Regions from separate parts of the Homo sapiens genome. Here all the other regions are linked to region 1. Evidence: read pairs that join two places in POLR2A ChIA-PET (ENCODE). Cell type or tissue: endothelial cell of umbilical vein. All regions are shown on one strand. Links, peaks and the distances in the headings refer to the core of each region. The heading gives the core; the rest is flanking DNA.

The links. Peaks named below come from ENCODE experiments on the same cell type or tissue, not always from the same donor. Only the 100,000 strongest peaks of a DNase experiment are listed, where the experiment ranks them.
Region 2: POLR2A ChIA-PET joins it to region 1 with 6 read pairs; 6 of 35 experiments call an interaction of 5 or more read pairs at or near these places.
Region 3: POLR2A ChIA-PET joins it to region 1 with 5 read pairs; 24 of 35 experiments call an interaction of 5 or more read pairs at or near these places.

What each region holds. Positions count from the first base shown.
Region 1 is chr14:73,742,449-73,750,560 of GRCh38, forward strand. The region is part of intron 1 of MIDEAS (mitotic deacetylase associated SANT domain protein); the gene reads right to left. It overlaps LOC124903345 (a long non-coding RNA gene), which reads left to right. Exons shown (of 3, transcript XR_007064264.1): 2 at 1,446-1,560; 3 at 4,763-4,997. Among named protein-coding and RNA genes, the nearest start is that of MIR4505, 12 kb to the right of the region's middle. RefSeq lists enhancers at 1-30, 4,014-4,528, 4,529-5,042 and a silencer at 1,158-1,452. In endothelial cell of umbilical vein, for the core only: no CTCF peak of the experiment used is centred there; no DNase peak of the experiment used is centred there; H3K27ac peaks cover 2,970 bases.
Region 2 is chr14:73,658,943-73,667,054 of GRCh38, forward strand. It overlaps DNAL1 (dynein axonemal light chain 1), which reads left to right. Exons shown (of 8, transcript NM_031427.4): 3 at 1-14; 4 at 3,045-3,100. It also overlaps the pseudogene RNU6-240P. Among named protein-coding and RNA genes, the nearest start is that of DNAL1, 18 kb to the left of the region's middle. RefSeq lists a silencer at 4,884-5,178. In endothelial cell of umbilical vein, for the core only: a CTCF peak has its summit at 3,638 (motif pointing left); a DNase peak (open chromatin) is centred at 3,669; H3K27ac peaks cover 841 bases.
Region 3 is chr14:73,864,823-73,869,822 of GRCh38, forward strand. All of the region lies in intron 3 of PTGR2 (prostaglandin reductase 2), which reads left to right. Among named protein-coding and RNA genes, the nearest start is that of PTGR2, 15 kb to the left of the region's middle. In endothelial cell of umbilical vein, for the core only: no CTCF peak of the experiment used is centred there; no DNase peak of the experiment used is centred there.

The DNA of each region.
Region 1 (8,112 bases), core at 1,789-6,788:
GACAAGCCTGCTTCTGCCCAGGGCAGGGGCCAGAGGCCAGATGCAGGTCTTACAGGGGCTTACCCACAGCTGTATGGTCAGCCCTGGAGGAGCTGAGCTCAGCTGGGAAGCCTCCCACTCCCACCCTGCACATCAAGGAGGGCCATCATTCAGGATACCACAGCAGCCTCTGAAGCTCAGACAGGGACTTGCTTTGAAGAAATCAGGGGGCCTGGTTTGGGGAAGGCTGAATCACCCCAGAAACTTCTTGCTGCAGAGGCCTCCCTGTCACCCTCACCGAAGAGCTAAGGGTGCCAGGGGCACAGACAGTCAGGCCTGGGACCCTCAGAGAAGAAAGGTCATCGGCTGGGGGTGGGGAGAAGAGTGGAAGATACTGGCAGCCTGGGAGGAAGGGTGAAGAGGCACACCTAGGCAGCAGGGCACTAAGTAGTCATAGGAGTAATGATGATGGTGATGGTGCACCCGTGCCAGGCAGATCCTACGTGCTTTATATCCTTTAAATTCCCACCATGGCCTTATAAGGCAGGAGTTGCGATTTTAACCTCTATTTACAGGTTAGCTAGATGAGGCTCAGAGGAGCTAAGTAAGTTGCCTACGGTCACACAGTCATTATGTTGCAGAGCCAAGACTGGAACCCAGATCTGTCTGACTCTAAGATCAAGCTCTTCTTCCTTATCCCCAAGATATGCCACTAAGACCCCAGACCCCTCTTCATACACCTCCCTTCCACAGCACACTCTACACCACCTCCAAGCAAGGATTTTCTAGACACAGATATCAGATATCCCTTCTCATTGGCACTGGGAAGCCCCTTACCCCTGCCTGAACCTTTGGCAGGTACTCTCTCCCATTCTCCCCAAATACAGCTGAGACCCTTGGCCTTCCAGGAAGGGAGAGCAGGAAAAGGTCTCACCACAGAGGGGTCAGCAGATGTGTGAGGTCTACCTGCAGGGAGGCCTGAAACACTTCCTCCTGCACTGGCCACTCTAGCCCCCGATCTAGGCCTGGACTCTCCAGCTCCTGCAACCCCACCCCGGGCTCAGTTGCTGCTGGTGGTGCCTCCAGCTCTCAGACCCCATGGGCTTCTCCCAGCCTGCAACTCGGGGTCAGGACTGCGCCACTTCCTCTCATTTCTTCTACCCCACCCCCGCTGCCCTGTCCCTCAGATGGAAATCAAACTGCCCTTCCTCACAGTGAGGAAGAGGAAGGACGACACCTCCAAAGGCTGCTGACCTGTGGGCCTAGTCCCTGAGATTGCAGGGAAGAGGATGTCATGAGGAACTCCTGCCAGCAGCTCAGCCCTGGGACCAGCTGCAGGGCCTCTGACAACGGATGCAGGAACACTGCAAAAGGAAACCCACAGTCACCACGGGGCCCCAGACACGGCAACCCGCCCTGTCAGTCTGTTTGACTGTCACGCTCTATTCACTTTTCCCTTCCTCCAGGCTCCTCTCTGCAGCAACCAATCCTTGACCAGACCCACAGGTACCCCTGGGCCAAAGACAAGGCAACAATCAAGACCAAGGCCTGGGACCTAGCAGGCTTTCAGGAAGTTCTATGGTGAGTAGCACTTACTCTCTATAGAAGAAAGCAGTGTGCACCAGGAAAAAAAAATAAAAAACAGTGCTGACCCCACATATATGTTTTGCAGACACATGAGGGGAAGGTGCTGGAAAGGCCTTTGGGTGTTCAATGCTGATGGTGACACCAGCTCTCCTGGGATGTCAGCTCAAACACACACTGCTCCCCAAATGCCATCGGCAGCCCAGCTGCACACCCAACACTGGCTGGCTGACCCCAGGAGAAGCCAGAGAGCCATCACCACAGGGCAAGGGGCCAGACTGTGGCCACTGTGGGACCAGGGCCACTCACCAGTCTGCTTGGGGCAATCAGTGTGTCCATTTGAGAAAAAAGACTATTGTGAGTCAAGGCCACACAGACCAGGGAGGAGATGCCAAGTTGATCTCAGCAGCTGCGGGGGCTCAGCTCTGACCTGGGGATAACAGCTGACCCGAGGGCCCCCTGCCCTTGGAGGCTAATGCTCCAAGCTCCCACTCTTATAGCCTGGGCAGGCCCCACAAGCTCAGCACTAGGAAGAGGGGAGTCAAAGATCATGGGTCTGTCACCCAAGGGCAAGACAGGCCCAAACTGAGTCTCCAGGCGAGTCAGTTCTCTGAGCTGTCTTAGGACAAAGTCTAAACTCCCTGCCCTGTCCACAAGTCCCTGCAGACCTTGGCTCCTGCCACCTCTCTCGACAGTCTGTGCTTGAGCCAGGGCCTCCAACGTGTTCTTCTCGCTTTGCTTCCAGGTCTTTGGCCAGGCTGTACCCCTTCCTAGGACACCTTCTCACTCTTTTCATCAGGCCAGGTCCTATTAATCCTTCAGGTTGCAGACACTGCTTCCACTGGGAAACCTGACCCCAGAGCTGAGACAGGAGCTGAACTACAAGCCCCTATAACACACTGTATATGGCACACTAAATCCCAGGTGCCTGCTTTGTCATCCCCAGCAGACAGCAGGCTCCACGGGGCAGGGTTGGCAGACCGTTGTACCTTGGCACTTGGTTTGTATCTGCCTGTCAGGATGCTCATTCAAGACTGCGCCCAAGGTGAGTCAGAGCCACACCTGGGCAGAGGCGACACAGCCCGCATTCCTGCCCTGGGCTCCTGCCTGCTCCTGACTTCTGGGCTCTCTGGTGCACATGAGAGCTCCTCAAGATGCTGGGATGAAGTGAAAAGGCCCAGCCCGGGATCCCACCCTACCCCTGGCCCCAGGCCCTCTACACCTATGTGGAACACAAGTCCTTCTCCCTGCTGGCCCACAAGCCACCTGCCCTTGACTGTCACCTGCTGCCCCACAACACATGCAGGCCAACTGGAAAAGTGCCAGCTCCACTGTTGCCCTCCACCCCACTTTTCTAGGCTTCTACCCCCACCTAGACAGTGGCCAGGGACACAAGCCTGTGGGTCTGTTTACCTCATGCCCTGACATGGCTGGACCTCAAGACACTAAGGTCTGGCCAGGATGCCAGGGAGCCATAACAAGTCCCTGCCACCCCCACCAGAGGAGCACAGCATGGCCCAGCTGGCCCCCTCATCTGGGCTCACATCCTGAAAAGCTCTCTCAGACATTCTGGGGTCTCCAGCTATAGCCAGACTCGGTAAATGGCCTGGAACTGCCATCTTGGGCCAGCTAGAGTTGCCCAGGCCCTAGACAAACCTTCCCTCTGGACCCCATCTGCAATGCTACATGCACCCCCACCAACTGGGACTTCACACAAAGGCCAGTGTACCCCATTTCTGCAAGCCACTGGACACATAAGCACTATTCTCAAGGGGTTTGCAAACAAGGAGGCTCTGATACAACAGACGTGGATCTGACTCCCACAAGTGTCATTTTCCCTGGGAGCATGAGAGAGCAGGCAAGAGGCCCTATGGTCGGCCCATTCCCAATCCAGACAGTCCCTGGACCATCACTTCTCTGGACTGAACTTCAGCTCTGAAAAGCAGAGCCCAGGCCAACAGGCCAGAGAGTCACGAGTCCCAGGGGTCTCAGCCATCAAGCTGCTCAGGATCAGAAGCTTGGCCAGGGTTCAAGCTGCCTGAAGTTTGAGCTTACACAGTAAAAATGCCAACCACTGAGATGCTTTTAAAGGGATGTGTAAGAGAGGAATCCTTTCAGGGCTTATGAGGCACTCTCAGGGCTCCGTCCAGTCTTCTACCTTGATTGCCTCCCTCCCCCATAGCCCCACAAATGCCCACAGGGTGTCCATGGGAAGCTGGGATAGCCAGGTTTGTTTTGCCAGGGGTGGGGGAGGTGGGGGCTGCTAATGCAGAGAGAAAACAGTCATGAGCAAAGCCAGAAAAGGATTAAGCCTCCAGGCTCAGCTTTTGCCTGCACTGAAGGGACTGCCTGCCTTCCTCCTAGGCAAAGGCCACGAAGAGTCACAGGCAGCCCTGGAAAACCCATTCCAACAGGACCCAGGGATCCCAGCAGGAGTAGGGTAGAAGCAGGCAGGTTTAGGCTTCCTCCGCAGGAGACTCAGCAGATGTTCCTGAGGCCCTCTGGTGAGGGCCTCCTGGGACCGCTGGGGTCCTTGCTCTGTCTCCTCAAAACAGTCTCTATGCCCTATACAGCTCCCACCACTGGAGGCTGCTGCACTACCTCCCTTCCCTTCTGGAAAGGCCTGGCTCCCCAGCAGGGCTAGAGCAGGGCTCTCTGAAGTCTGTGCCTGAGCACCCCAGTGCCAGACTCTGCCCTGGGCCAAAGATACAGATGAGGCCACTCACAGGGGCCTCCCTTGCCATTGCCTTGCCCTGCCCACTCCCCCACCACACACCCTCCCTGCTGCAGCTCTGCAGGTGGGCCTGCTGACCCTTCATCTGCTCCACAAGCATTTGCTGAGCACTTGCTGCAAGCCAGGCTCTGGGAGACACAGGAGACACAGAGCTTCCAGGCCGGTGGGGAGACAGAGAAACAGAAACACACGCTAATTATAATGCAAGGAAGCCCGTGCAGGGACTAGGGGTAAGTGACCCCTGGGGACAGGCAACCCCTGGGGGAGCTCCCTGACTTTGAGCCTCCCCTAGAGCTGTTCCTTCTGCCTGGAAGCCCTGCCTCCACTCTCACAATCTGCTTTCCCTCAAGGCCTACCTCCTCCAGCTGGCCCTCCAGCACATATTGTTGTCACCCATTCTGAATCTTCATGCTCTTATACCACTATCCAATAATGCTTCTTCAATTCCCTTCTGTTCCTGCACAGAGCCTGGGAGCAGCAGGGCCTGGAGACAACATGATCCAAGACGGAGGGCAGTGGACTGTTTGTCAGGTAACCAACCAGATGTCTGGTCCAGGAGCCGCCACTCACTGGTTCCTGCCTTTGAGGAGCTTAAGAGCCTGGGGTGGGAAGAGACCTGTATCCAGGGACCAAAGAAACACCTTTGTAAAAAGCAAGTGCCACCAGGACTAGCTGCATGCCGAATATGCGAGAGTACTGCTTATCTGCATAACCACTTATTTCCAACTGAGAAACGAGAAAGGCTGGCTCTGAAAGTAACTTGTCCCAGTTCACAGAACTCATGACTGAGGAGTCAAGATTCAAATCTAAGCCTCCTGACCCCAAACCAGGTCTCTCTCTGTCACTGTGTCAATACCCGTCTGTGTGGATGTCAAGCAGTGGTTCTTAAACCTCAGTGTGTGCAATAAAACCCACCCTGAGAGACTAGTTCATGGGTCTGGTGGGGTGGGGGTCGGGGGTGGGAAGAGCACGATGGGGAATCTAGGATGCTTCACAAGCAGCCAGGTGGTGCCCATGCACTGGAGCAGGGGAAGGGCTAAAGGGCCACAGCCTGGCATAGTGAAGTTTCCCAGGACCCACCACTCCCCATTCCCCAAAGGCACTACCTGTCAGAGTGCTATGGCCTGCCCAGGAGACATGAGGGGTCGCACAGAGCCCTGAGGGGACTCTGCTCTCAGCCAGTCCTAGGGTTAACTGTGGCTCTTACCACGCCTGGGACCCAATTGAGTGCCCATGTTTACTGAGCACTTACTATTTGCCAGGCACTGTGCTAAGTCCATTGCAGGCAGCATTTTGTTTAACCCTTACTGTTCTGTGTCTCGTTATTTACAGACCAGGAATGGTATACTCAAAAATATCTATTTAACATAAAGGAAGACAGTAATAGAAGAACAAAAGAATAAAAAAGACATAAGACATACAGAAATCAAATCACAAAATGGCAGCATAAATCCTACCTTATCCATAATTACTTTAAATGTGAATGGATTAAATATCTAAAAGGCAGAGGTTGGCAGAATGGACTTTTAAAAAAATATGCAATTATATGGCAGAACAGACTTCTTTAAAAAAGATGCAATTTCATTAAAAAAAGAAACACCCTTTACATTCAGAGATATAAATAGGTTGAAAGTAATTAGCAGGGCATGGTGACACACGCCTGCAGTCCCAGCTACTCGGGAGGCTGAGGTAGGAGAATTGCTTGAACCCAAGAGGTGGAGGTTGCAGTGAGCCCAGATTGCGCCACTGCACTCCAGCCTGGGCAACACAGTGAGACTCTGTACCAAAAAAGAAAAAAGAAAGCAAGGGATGGAAAAAGAGATACCATTGTAAACAGTCACCAAAAGACAGCTAGAATGGCTATACTAATATCAGACAAAATATGTGGTGGCAGGCACCTGTAATCGCAGCTACTCAGGAGGCTGAGACAGGAGAACTATTTGAACCTGAGAGGTGGAGGCTGCAGTGAGCCAAGATCGCGCCACTGCACTCCAGCCTGGGCAACAGAGCTAGACTCCGTCTCAAAAAAAAAAAAAAAAAAATCAGACAAAATAGACTTTAAGACAAAAACTGTTATTATAGACAAAGAATATTTTATAATGAACAAAGTGTCCGTCCCTCAGGAGGCTATACCAGTTATAGACATGCATGTACCTAACAACAGAGCCCCAAAATACATGAAGCAAAAACTGTCAGAATTGAAAGGAAAAAATGAACAACTCAAATAACAGTAGGAAACTTCAATACTCTACTTTTTTTCATGTTATTTTATACATACACATGAGAGAGAGAAAACACTCTACTTTCAACAACGAACAGTACGACTAAATAGAAGATCGACAAGGAAATAGAAGATTTAGACACTATAAACCAATTAGACCTGGAAGACCTATATAGAACACTCCACCTAACAACAGCAAAATACACACAAATACACACTCTTCTCAAGAGCACACAGATACTGCAGCTGTAGGTGAACTGTTTTTTTGTTTCTTTTTAAAAAAGAGCAGGCCCGGCACAGTGGTGCCTGTAATCCCAAAATTTTGGGAGGCCAAGGCCAGGAGGATCACTTGAGCCCAGGAGCTCAAGACCAGCCTGGGCAACAAAACGAGACCGTGTCTCTACAAAAAAAAAAAAAAAAAAAATTAGCTGCGTGTGGTGGCCACTATAGTCCCAGCTACTCAGGAAGCTGAGGCAGGAGGATTGCTCGGGCCCAGGAGGTTGAGGCTGCAGTAAGCCGTGTTCATGCCTCTGCAATCCAGCGTGCATGAAAGACCAAGATCCAGTCTCAGAAAAAATAAAAAATACATACTTTTTTATATATTATATAATATAATATATATATAAAATATATATATGTATATTTATAGCACAAGGAACACTCTCTACAATAGATCATCATTAGGCCATAAGACAAGTCTCAACAAATTTAAAGGGACTGAAATCACTCAAAGTATGTTCTCCAATCAAAACGGGTTGAAATTGGAAATCAATAACCGAAGGAAATTTGGGAAACTTACAGGAAACGAAGGTTAAAAGTAACTTGCCAAGTTCTCTCAGCTCAGAAAGGCCCCTCCCTCCTCAGCCCATGTTCTCCACACCTTCGGTGTCACAGTCCTAGGCAGCCGCAGAGCTCAGACTTGCAAAGGCCTGGGTATCCCCTCTCCCAGACACACATTGAACCTGACCCCAAGCTTGATCCCGACATCAAAACAACTAGGGGATGGAGAGGCCTTTGGGATTGCAACAGCTTGTCAGGCAGCCCTGCTTTTCCCTAGGAAAAATGGCCACAGGCAAATATTTCCACTTCCATGGCCAATCTACAAAATATCCAAAAGACAGATCCTTCCCAAAAGAAGGGAGCTAACGAGTACTTCGCTGGGCTGGGTCCTCTACAAATTCGAATCCATGCTTATAAACCTCCTATGGAGGAGTCTTATGTCCTCATTCTCCAGAGGGAAGTTGAGGCTCTGCTGTTACAGAGCCAGAAGCAAGATTCAAATCTTTATCTTGTGTCTTCCAAGTCCTTGCTCTTTCCACCACCCTCCCAGAAAAATCTGAAATCTACACCGGTGGGCCTCAGAAGGAATGCTACACTTGAGAACTTCACAAAGCCAGCTCCGGAGCTGCTGCTCTTCCCTGGGGGCATTTCCAAGCACAGCATGGTCTATTAACACTCCTCTTAAGAAATTATCCTAGCCCCAGTCAGCCAGAAACAGTTTCCCCTCCAGACTGGGGGTATCTGTAAAAGCCCCTGGAAGCCAAGAGAGCCCAAAGGGTGTTGAGGTATGGGGGACTGCAGAGGTGAGCTGGAG
Region 2 (8,112 bases), core at 1,706-6,705, 84 kb before region 1:
CTTGCTAATTGCGAGTAAGTTCTCTTTTCATCCTTCCAGTATTGCTGTTAGGTTTCCCTTTCTTTTCTTAAACACACAAAGTAGGAAAATATGTTTGTTTTCTGTGGTCTTCATTTATTTTTTGTTTGCTTAGTGTAATTCTCTCTTTGGCAAGGTCAAACATGAAAAATGACTGGTTTATAGGATTATTAATAGAAAATATTGAACAGTATAGTACAATTTTTTTTTTTTTTTTTTGAGATGGGGTCTGGCTCTGTCGCCCAGGCTGGAGTGCAATGGCATGATCTCGGCTCACTGCAACCTACGCCTCCCGGGTTCGAGCAGTTCTCCTGCCTCAGCCTCCCGGGTAGCTGAGACTACAAGGCACATGCCACCACGCCCAGCAATTTTTTTGTATTTTTAGTAGAGATAGGGTTTCACCATGTTAGCCAGGATGATCTTGATCTCCTGACATTGTGATCCGCCCACCTCGGCCTCCCAAAGTGCTGAGATTACCAGCATGAGCCACCACGCCCAGCCAAACAGTACAATATTTTTAGTACAGTTTTTATAATGAGTTTGAAAATATACATCTCCTAGTCTTTTGGGAGAAGCTAAATAACACAATAAACTATATATTTTTTAAATATGGAATGCGTCACGATTGTATGTCATCCTTGTGCAGGGGCCATGCTAATCTATCGTTCCAGTTTAGTACATGGCTGCTGAAGTGAGCACCACAATAAACTATGACATTTATGAAATCTACTACTTTCTCTTGTAAAATTATCCACAAAGTCAAAACTGTATTTTCTTACTACATGCCTAAGAGATACCCCTTAAAAAAAAAGTTTAAAATTATAAAAAACACATTATAAAACATCTGGAAAATATAAGCAGCACAAAGAAAAGGAATTAACATCAACCAAAATCACAGCACTGTGTGAGAACCAGTGCTAGCATTTTTGTAGAGCCTTCTAACTTTTAAAAACAAATTCTAATTGGGATCAAATTATACTTTATTTTTTTGAGAAACTCTTTGTCACCCAGGCTGCAGTGCAGTGCTGTGATCTCGGCTCATTGGAACCTCTGCCTCCTGGGTTCAAGCAATTCTCCTGCCTCAGCCTCCCAAGTAGCTGGGACTACAGGCACTTGCCACCACACCCATCTAATTTTTTTTGTATTTTTAGTAGAGATGGGGTTTCACCATGTTGGCCAGGCTGGTCTCGAACTCCTGACCTCAAGTGATCCACCCACCTTGGCCTCCCAAAGTGCTGGGACTACAGGCATGAGCCATTGTGCCTGGCCTACTTATTTTGTAATCCTATATCCTGTGACTTTAAATATCAGATCTATAGTAGTTTCTTTTAATTTATTTTCTCAATACATGTATTTTAGCAGGATTCTGTGGCTAATTTGAGGCAATTATACCACGTTGCCTTGAAACCATGTTTTTAGGCTACAAGTGTGTCTCATCAGGGCTATAGTATACCATAGAATCACTGGGTTTTTTTCTGATTTCTTCACCCTGTGTTTGTCTAAGTGTGATCCCTTGATCATCTGCACTTTATGCAGGAGATCAGCCCCATCCCAAATTTATAGAAACAGAATATTTGCTGATGAAACCTAGGAATCTGCATTTACAGTAAGCAACTTGGGTAATTCTAGGACACATATTTGTGAACCCATGCATTAGACTAATATCCATCTGTGGGATCAAAGGGGAGAGCAAACATATTTAGCTTTTGTACGCAGCTTGTTCTTTGTGATGAGAACACAGTGTGTCACATAAAAATCCACCACCACATGCTTTTTTGGCATCAGGCATGATTTCAAAGTGGTCACATATCTTTTTATCATAAAGCCATCTCAAAGGCAAACAAATTTGAGAAGGTTTTATACCTCATACTAAAGCACCTTGTATATCACCTCGAGTCAACCTGTTCATATTTTGCTGACAATTTATTTGTGCTAGCTGCCTTAACAAGAATTAAAGAATTATTTCCCAACCATATTCCTAGATTTAAAGGCAATCCATTATTCACTGGGAGTTCTCAGGAGTGGGGGATGACTAGAAAATATACAGATTTGGCCAGTCATTTACCTGACTCGCACACTCATAATCCCAGCTACTTGGGTGGCGGAGGCATGAAAATCGCTTGAACCTGGGAGGCGGAGGTCGCAGTGAACTGAGATCATGCCACTGCACTCCAGCCTGGGCCACAGAGCGAGACTCTGTCTAAAAAAAAAATATATATATTGTTCTGCTAGATGGTTTTTAAACTATGTATCATAGACATCTTCCCAAGTCGGTATCTGTAGCCCTATCTCCTTTGTTTTAGTGGCAGCTTAGTATTTCACTATCTGTTCCTAAGTTAACAGGTGTTTATAGATTTTTTCAATTTTTCTGCTATTCCAGTAATACATATAATCTAGTTCATATATCTTTTGGCATTTATATTAATATTTCAGTAGGATGTATTTCTAGAAGTGAAAAACTTGGTCAAGAAATGTATGCATTAAAAAATTTCATAATACCAGGGCCAGGTGTGGTGGCTCACACCTCTAATCCCAGCACTTTGGGAGGCCGAAGCAAGTGGATCACTTGAGGTCAGGAGTTCAAGACCAGCTTGGCCAACATGGTGAAACCCTGTCTCCACTGAAAATACAAAAATTAGCCAGGCATGGTAGCAGGCACCTGTAATCCCAGCTACTTGGGTGGCTGAGGCAGGAGAATTGCTTGAACCGGGGAGGTGGAAGTTGCAGTGAACTGAAATGGTGCCACTGCACTCCAGCTTGGGTGGCAGAGTGAGACTCTGTCTTAAGAAGAAAAAAAAATTGTTAATACCATATTGCCCTCAAGAAGATTTTTTCAAATTTTTAATGAGTGTTAAACTTAGGTAATCAGAGAAAAACAATGATTTCAAAATGAAGTAATAAATGCTATGATTGAGTGGGGAAAATATTACTTAAATATTATCTTTTATGGGCACTAGTGTTAAGGAATAATTTCTGATTTACCATTTACATTTTTCACATTAAATTTTTTCTTTGTTCTTTTAAAGGAAGCTTTCACTGTCTACAAACTGCATTGAAAAAATTGCCAACCTGAATGGCTTAAGTAAGTGATTCACAGTAACAGATGGTTCATGGATTTCCTAGTTATTTTAATAAACATTCCGGAGACAATATGTAATTCCAGAAGCTGGCACCTGTTTTAGCCATACTTGTTGTCAGATAATAGAATACATAAACTATGTCTTAAGTTTGATTATCCAAAGAAAAATAGAGATAGCATGAGCTCTGAACGTTTTAAAGACATTTAAAAGCTTTTATAGAGTTAGAATTGAGATGTCTTAAATAGAATATCAGATTTTTAATTGTGTATTTCTTTGTTCAGATTTGTATTGTCTGTATTTCAAACTTGTTATATTTAAATTTTAATTCATCATCCCTGTTTTTCCTGTGCTCCTTATCCTCGTTAATGACATTGCCTCCCTCCCAGTTGCCAAGGCCTCTGACTCTGTATTAGTTTCCTACGGCTGCTGTAACTTGATGGCTTAAAATGATGGATATATATTCTCTTATGGTTCTGGAGACCAGAAGTCTGAAATCAGTTTCATCTGGTGAAAATCAAGCCATGCTCCCTCTGGAGGCTGGAGGAGAATCTTTTTCTAGCCTCTTCCAGCTTCTGGTGGCTGCTGCATTCCTTGGCTTGTGACTCATCACTCCAGTCTCTGCCAGTAGTCACACTGGCTTCTCCTTCTGTGTCAAATCTCTGTCTGCCTCCCTCTTATGAGGATACATGTGATTGCATTAGGGCACACCCTGATCTTGAGGATAATCTCCCTGTCTCTCAAGATCCTTAATCATATCTGCAAAGTACTTTTTTTTTTTTTTTTTTTGCCATATAAGGTAACGTTCACAGGTTCCAGGCATTAGAATGTAAGTATCTTTGGGGGAGCCATTGTTTAGCCTACCACAGTCTCTCTTCAAGCCCTATATGCAAATTTATCACTAAATCCTGTTAACTCTACTCTTTGAAGGAGCTCTCAAATAAAGTGTTGCTTTTCCATTTCCAGGAGTTACAACTTTTTAGACCCTCATCATCTTCCCCTTAGGTCATGTTCTTCAAACATTTTGACCACTTTCCATTGTAAGAAATACATCTGAATGTATTATACATTCATATGAATATGCATATCAAATATATACGTACATATAAACTTGAATAAAGTTTGCAAGACAGTATTTACCCTTATATAGCATAGGTCCCAGTAATTTTTTTTTTTTTTTTTTTTTGAGATGGAGTCTCACTCTGTTGCCCAGGCTGGATTTCAGTGGTGCAATCTCAGCTCACTACAACCTCCGCCTCCTAGGTTCAAGCAATTCTCTTGCCTCAGTCTCCTGAGTAGCTGGGATTACAGGTGCCCACCGCCACGCCTGGCTAATTTTTGTATTTTTAGTGGAGATGGGGTTTCACCATGTTGGCCAGGCTGGCCTCAAACTCCTGACCTAAAGTGATCCACCCACCTCAGCCTCCCAAAGTGCTGGGATTATAGGCGTGAGCCACCACGCCTGGCCAGTTCCAGTATGTATTTTTAAATTTTTATTTCTTTTTTTTTAAATGCTGATCACAACACACTAAATTGATTTCACAACCTATTAATTTAGGCTCATGACCCATAGTTTGAAAAACACTATCTTACAACTTTTGTGATAGTCAAACAGGTCAGGGTCACTGGTCTCATTATCTAAGGTGTTATCCTAGTTCATTGCCTCATGACTGAGAAAGTTAAGGAATGTGGATGCAAAGGGTGAGGTTGCAGTGAAAGTTTAATGAGTGAAAAAAGAAAGCTCTCTGCAGTGGAAAGGGAACCCCAAGTGAGTTGCTGTTTTTACAGCTGAATTCAAAAACTTTTATAAGAAACTCCTCTCACCTCTGTAGCTGTTTGAGTAACTTCTCTTATTTGAAAAGCTGTCTGCACAACTCCCCCTTATCTATGTAGTTGTGGGTGTATCTCTAGGCAGGCATCAAAGCACTGCTTCTCTTCTTTGTATAATTGTGGGTTTGTTTTAGGTAAGTCCCTCTCCTCCCTGTACAGGTTCCCAGGGAGACTACTGTGTACATAACTGAAAAGGGGAAGAAACTTTCCTGGGAGCCCACCAATTACACAAAGAAGAATCTGTGCTGGACCCTACATACTTATCTGTGCAGGTGCAGCCTGAGTTTTCCACAGACTGTTATATTTTTGCCTGTAGCTGTGATTTTTCAGGCAGGCTGCTTTTCCAAGGACCAGCCTTAACTGTTTACTTAACTGATTTCTCCTTTTCTTCTCCCTCAATAGCCTCCTAATTGATCTCCTTTCCTCCTGTCTTTCTGCCCTTCAGGTGACCTTCATCACTGATAACAGAGTTTTCTTTCTAAAAATATCATTTGAATATCATTATATCAGAGACCTTTTAATGGTATCTCTTTGCCTAGTAAAGACCAAATGCCTTGATGTCGCATTAAAAGTCATCTAAAAGCTTTTAGTATCCAATTTACACCCAAATACACTATTTTAAAAATGACTTTGTAGCATTTATTAATGCAATAATTTTCACTGAGAACAGCTTTTTCCTGTAACAGGAAAATCCTATAACAAATTAAGATTAAGAATGCAGCCAGGTACCATGGCTCATGCCTATAATCCCAGCACTTTGGGAGGCTGAGGCAGGTGGATCACTTAAGCTTAGGAGTTCGAGACCAGCCTGGGCAACATAGCGAGACCCCCATCTCTACTAAAAATTTTAAAAATTATCTGGGCATGGTGGTGTTTGCCTGTAGTCCCAGCTACTTAGGAGGAGGATTGCTTGAGCTCAGGAGAGTGAGTCTGCAGCAAGCTATGATGGTGCTACTGCACTCCAGCCTGTGCAACAGAGCAAGACCTTGTCTAAAAAAAAAAATAAAAAAAAATTACGAATGCCACGTGTGAATGTCACCCCCTCCTTGAAGACTTCCCTCATCTCCATCATCAAAATTAATTACTCCTTTGGAAATATTCATAACAGTCTACTTGGATTATAATAATAATTACCTATCATATAATTATTGTGAAGATTGAGTTAGTATATATATAGAGTACTTAGAATTGTGCCTGGTGCATATAAAATGCTCAATAAATATTAACCATTATTATAGTTACTTGGGAATATGTTCTGCTCTTTAGATAGTGAATTCCTTGAGGAAAAGCATCATCTTATTAATCTTTTAATCTTCTATTTCAGTACCCCCACCCCTCATACCTTACTCAAAGTTGGCATTCAGTACTTATACAGTGCTGGAAAGTTGGCCTTCGGTATTTACATAGTGTTAACTAGTAGAGTTGTGTGTGAGATGCCTGTCTATTCTAATTTTTTGCTGACTCACTCAAACAATTTAAGCTATTACATTTTATTCTCTGCCTCAGTTTTTTTCTCTGTAATTGAAGTAACTTGCTTAATAACTTGCTCTGTAACTTGCTTAAATGTGACTAAGCAAGTTGATAACATATTATTTATCATCACAGATTACATGATTTTCTTTATATAAAAACATGACTATGGGCTGGGCACGGTGGCTCACACCTGTAATCCCAGCACTTTGGGAGGCCGAGGCGGGTGGATCACCTGAGGTCAGGAGTTTGAGATCAGCCTGGCCAATGTGGTGAAACCCTGTCTCTACTAAAAATACAAACATTAGCCAGGTGTGGTGGCGTGCGCCTGTAATCCCAGCTACGTGGGAGGCTGAGGCAGGAGAATAGCTGGAACCTGGGAGGCGGAGGTTGCAGTGAGCTGAGATCACGCTACTGTACTCCAGCCTGGGTGACAGAGTGAGACTCATCTCAAAAAAAAAAAAAAATGACTATGATAATAGTGAAAATGGATGACCTTCTATGTAGGGCTGGCAGTGGGTTTTAAATCACTTTCTAACTTGGGTCAGTTGGTAGAGACTCTCAGGAAAATTGTAATAATAAGAGTTCTAAAAACTTAGTGGAACGAATACCTTGATCAATTATTCATGTCTGCTGTAGACACAAAATCAGAGAGTATAGGTATTTGCTATATTTGGCTCATTTCATTTTAGTTCTGCTAGTTACAAATACAATTTATGTAGTCTGTGGCTAGCGAATACATTTTATCTGTGACTATGAAGCAAAAAGAAGCTAATTGATCCATATGAGGATTGAAGTTATGCTTTAGCTTGCCTCCTACCCATCTCCTTTCATGACACTATAGTCTTACCTATTATGCCATCATAAGAAGATCTGAAATAAATAGGTATTCCTATTTAACAGGTGATTTATCAGGCAGAACAACCCTAATAGCAGTTTATATTTATTGTACCAGAATTGTGACTAGAAAATTGCTTGATATGACTATGTTCAAACCATGACTAAAAAGCTGTATAATATGAATAATAATCTTAAAGATTAGAAAATAAATTTTGTTGCCATTTATCTTTGGTGAAAAACTATACTTTACTCCTTCAGGTTACAGGTTACAAATAAGCATAAAACTTGAAAGCACAGTTTTGATTTTCATCAGGATACTGTATGAAGAAAACAATAGTACTTTTCTTCTAGTGGTACCCTACTTATGCAGCACATAAAATATGGAAAATATATATTATGTTATGTTAGAACACTTAATCTATTAACTTTGGATATCATAATTTATTTCCTTATACAGTAATAAATATGGTCTTTTTAGCCATTCGTTACCATTTTCATGTGCAGTTTTTCAAAAAGGGGTTAGAGATTATCTTAGAAAAAGTTGCATATATTTGTTATCTCCAATTGCTGAGGTCATTTCTCAGTCCTCATCTTAGTTGATGAATCAGCGTATTTTTTGATACGGATGATTTCTCTTCCCTCTTTAAAGCATTTTCAGTATTTGGCTTTAGGATACTGTCCCCCTTGATTTCCTCCTGTCTTTTTGGCCACTTTTTCCCAGTTTCACGTCCATAACCTTTAAATATTTCAAGTCCCCACGACTCAGTTCTTGTATCCCTTCTCTTTTTTTTTTTTCATTTACTCCCTAGATTATCTCATCTAGAGTCATGGCCTCACCATCAGTATGCTGATGGCTCCCACATTTAGATCTCTAGCC
Region 3 (5,000 bases), core at 1-5,000, 120 kb after region 1:
GTTTGTCACGTATACTTTCAATACTTTCAGACTCATATCTAAGAAGGCTTTGCCTCACTTAAGGTCATGAAGATTTAGTCGTATATTTTCTGCTAAGAGTTTTATAGTTTTGCTCTAACATTTAAGTCAGTAACACATTTTGGGTTAAACTCTATGTATGCGTATGAGGAAGGGGTCTGTATTAATCAAGATTCTTTAGAGAGACAGAAACACAAACACACACATAGGCATGCACCCACAGACATGCACACACATATATATGAGAGGGGACTTATAAGAGGAATTGGCTCACAAGATTATGGAAGCTGAGAGTTCCCATGATAGGCTGTCTACAAACTGGAGAACCAGAGAAGCTGGTAGCATGGCTCAATCCAAGCTGGAAGGCCCGACAACCAAGGAAGCCATTGGTATACTTGTCAGTCCCAAGGCCTGAGAGCCCAGGAAGCCATGGGTGCAGTCTCAGAGTACAAAGGCTGAAGAACCTGGAGTTCTTATGTCAGAGGGCAGGAGAAGAAGGGTGTCCTGCTTTGCAGGAGAGAGAGAGAATTTGTCCTTCACCTGCTTTTTTGTTCCATCTGGGCTCCTTGTTGAATGGATGGTGCCCACCCACATTGAGGGCAGATCTTCACCACATAGTCCACAGACTCACCTGCTAGTTACCTCTGAAAACACCCTCAAGGACATATCCAGAAACAATGCTTCACAAGCCATCTAGGCATTCCTCTATCCAGTCAAGTTGACGCCTAAAATTATCCATCACAGGGCCCAACTCATTCTTTTTTACAATCTCAAACTCCCTGGGCTCAAGTGATTCTCCTGTCTCAGACTCCCAAGTAACTGGGACGATAGGTGCAAGCCACCACACCTGACCTAACTTCACTCTTTTGCAAGTGAATATACAGTCGTGTCAGCACTTTTTTTTTTTTTAAGAGAGACCAGAAATATTTGACCACGAAGGGACATGAACCAGCACTGTTTGTTGAAAAGATAATTCTTTCCTCATTGGTTTGTCTTAGTACTCTTGTTGAAAACCAACTGACCATAAATATGAGGGTTTATTTCTGGACTTTCAACTCTATTCTAGCAATCTGTATATCTGTCATGCTAGTACCTCGCTCTCTTAATTACTGTAGCTTTGTAATAAGTTTTGAAATGAGCAAGTGTGAGTCTTCCAATCTGTTTTTCTTTTTTTTTTTTTGAGATGGAGTCTTGCTCTGTCGCCAGTCTGGAGTGCAGTGGCGCTATCTTGGCTCACTGCAACCTCCACTTCCCGGGTTCAAGTGGTTCCCCTGCCTCAGCCTCCTGAGTAGCTGGGACTACAGGCACCCACCACCACACCTGGCTAATATTTTGTATTTTTAGCAGAGACGGGGTTTCACCATATTGGCCAGGTGGGTCTTGAACTCCTGACCTTCAGGTGATCCACCCACCTCGGCCTCCGAAAGTGCTGGGATTACAGGCATGAGCTACTATGCCTGAACAATTTTTTGTATTTTAGTAGAGACAGGGTTTCACCATGTTGGCCAGGATGGTCTTGATCTCCTAACCTTGTGATCCTCCCGCCTCAGCCTCCCAAAGTGCTGGGATTACAGGTGTGAGCCACCCCACCTGGCCTGTTTTTCTTTTTTAAGATTGTTTTGGCTCTTCTGGGTCCCATGAATTTTCATATGAACTTTAGAACCAGCTTGTCAGTTTCTGCACAGAAGATTTTGATAGGGATTTTGATAGGGATTGCTTTGAGTCTGTAGATCAATTTGGGGAGTATTGTCTTCTGTGATGGTTCATTTTATGTGTCCACTTAACTAGGCCATGGGATGTCTAAATAGCTGGTTGAACGTTATTTCTGGGTGTGTCTGCAAGGGTGTTTCTAGAAGAGATTAGCTTTTGGATTGGTGGACTGAAAAAAGCAGATGTCCTTCTCTAATGTGGGTGGGCATCATCCAGTCCATTGAGGGCCTAAGGAGAACAAAATGTAGAAGAAGGTTGCTGGGTGCGGTGTCTCACACCTGTAATCCCAGCACTTTGGGAGGCTGAGGCGGGCAGATCACCTGAGGTCAGACGTTCAGGACCAGCCTGGCCAACGTGGTGAAACCCCGTCTCTACTAAGAATACAAAAATTAGCCGGGTGTGGTGGCAGGCACCTGTAATCCCAGCTACTCAGGAAGCTGAGGCAAGAGAATTGTTTGAACCCGGGAGGCGGAGATTGCAGTAAGCCAAGATCGCGGCATTGCACTCCAGCCTGTGTGACAGAGCAAGACTCTGTCTCAAAAAAAAAAAAAAAAAAAACAAAAAAACAAAAAAAAGAAGAAGAAGAAGGTTGAACTAACTCTGACTGCTTAAGCTGGAGCATCATTCTTCTCCTGTCCTCAGAGTTCCTGGTTCTCAGGCCTTCAGATCTGGACTAGAATCTCTACTGTCAGCTTACCTGCTCTCATTCACTGGAACCACACTGCTGGCTTTTCTGAGTCTTCAGCTTGCAGATGGCAGATAATGGGACTTCTTAGCCTCTCTAACTGCATGAGCCAATACCTTATAATAAATCTCTTCATAGATATGTATGTATCCTGTTGGTTCTGTTTCTCTGGAGAATTCTGATGAAAACAATATCCTAATACACTGATCCATGAATGCATGATGTCTTTCTACTTATTTGGGTGTTCATTAATTTCTTTCTGTCTTTAAAAAAAAAAGATTTTAGGGGAGGAAAAATGATGGAACAACTAGGATTATAATATAAATTGAATTAATGATCTTCACTTCGAACACTCCCAACTTCAAAGCAAAAACAAAAACCAAAAAACCTCTTTTTCCTCCAGGGAAGTAAATATTTTGTCTACTTACTCATTTCATGCTAGAAAGCACAGTCTTGAGAATTTTGCCTCTACCAGGTCCTGTGGATCCCACCTCCTAAATACCTCTCAATTCAGTCCATGTCTTAGTAATTCCAGGGAAGTCTACCTAGTCTGAATCACCGTTGTTTCTTTCCTAATGGGGTAGGTACCCTTGCATACACACTTTGCCCCTTTAAGCCATTTTTCACACTGCAGCCAGAATGCCAGAGTGATTCTTCTTATAACAGCAACTAATTGTGTCACCTTGCTTAAAGTGGTTTAATGGCTTCCCATTAGTTTTGGAATTGAGACCAATCAGCCTTGACATGGTCTAAGAAGCTACATAACCTGGGCTAGGCACGGTGGCTCACGCTTGTAATCCTAGCACTTTGGGAGGCCGAGGTGGGTGGATAACCTGAGGTCAGGAGTTTGACACCAGCCTGGCCAACATAGTGAAACCCCGTCTCTACTAAAAATACAAAAAAATTAGCCAGGCGTGGTGGCACATGCCTGTAGTCCCAGCTACTTGGGAGGCTGAGGCAGGAAAATCACTTGAGCCCGGGAGGCCGAGGTTGCAGTGAGCCGAGATCACGCCACTGCACTCCAGCCTGGGCAACAGAGCAAGACTCTGTCTCAAAAAAAAAAAGAAGCTACATAACCTGACTCCTTTACCTGTCCAGGCTCAGAGAAGCCTGCCAATTACCCTCACACTGTTGCCTCAGTGGATGTCTGTCTTTTGTAACACATCAGTGCCCCCTTCTGCTTAATCTTTGTATGAATCATGTTTTTAATTTAGTGTATTTTAGGATGTTTTGACATCTTAGGGGGCTTGTGAATCCTAGAGTAACTGTCCCTGGCAGGATTTGCTTATTTTTAGAGATAACAACTTGCATTTGAGTCTTGCCATTCATATACAAACCAACCAATCCAAAGCCCATATCCCTAAACTCCTCCTCTATCTAACTCACACTCCCCTGCCTTAAATCACCTCAGGGCCAGATGCTGCACAACTTAAGAACCACCCCTGTATATCAGAGCCCTCTGACATTATTAAAGCTGTCATGTAATATACTCAAGGTTACCTACCCTGCCTTGCCCGTTCTTTCCTGTGGAAACCAAAGATACTTCTTCCTTAAAAAAAAAAAAGAAGACTCTGGGCCATGCTCTTCCTTGCTCCTTTGCCCTCTTGACCAACTCTTGTGCTTCCCCATGCGACCCTTCTTGGCATATTGTGCCCTCCCCTCTCGGCAACTGTAAGAAATTCTTCTTTCAAGGCAGTTGTCTTCGTATCTATCATTTTACCATACCTGGTTAAAACAGAGTCCCAGGTACATATTAAAGCAAGCCTTCATACATGTTGGCCCTCTATCTAAAAGCCTCTTCCCACTCCTTTCCCTTTACCTGGTAATCCCTGTTATTCCCTAGATGCCTGCTTTAAAGAGATTTCCTTTGGTAAATCACCCTGAACCCTCAGACTAGTCCAGACCTCTCTTTGATATTTTCCTCTTGACATTCAGCATTTATCCCAATTGAAAGTAATAATTACATTTGTGTAGTTATTAGATTATCTGTCTTCCTTAGTAAAAAGTAAGCTTATGGGCTGGGTGCCATGGCTCATACTTATAATCCCAGCACACTGGGAGGCTGAGGCAGGAGGATCACTTGACCCCAGGAGTTTGAAACCATCCTGGGCAACACAGAAAGATGCCATCAATACCAAAAAAAGGAAATTAGGTGAGTGTTAAGGTGCACCAGCCACTCTGGAGGCTGAGGCGGGAGGATCACTTGAGCCCGGGAGGTGGGAGGATCACTTGAGCCCGGGAAGTGGGAGGATCACTTGAGCCCAGGAGGTCGAAGCTGTAGTGAGCTGTGATCATGCCACTGCACTCCAGCCTGGGCAACAGAGTGAGACCGTGCCTCAAAAAAAAAAAAAAAAGTTTATGAAAACAAAGTTCGTATTTATCACTGTATCTCCAGTGACTAGCATAATGTTTATTAAATGTTAATTGCATAAAGGAAGGAAGAAAAATCACTTTGGGATACTTTCACTAGACATTCTCTATGCCTCATTCCTTTAAAAAAAATAATCAGGCTGGGCGAGGTGGCTCATGCTGGTAATCCCAGCATTTTGGGAGGCTGAGGCGGGCGGATCACTTGAGGTCAGGAGTT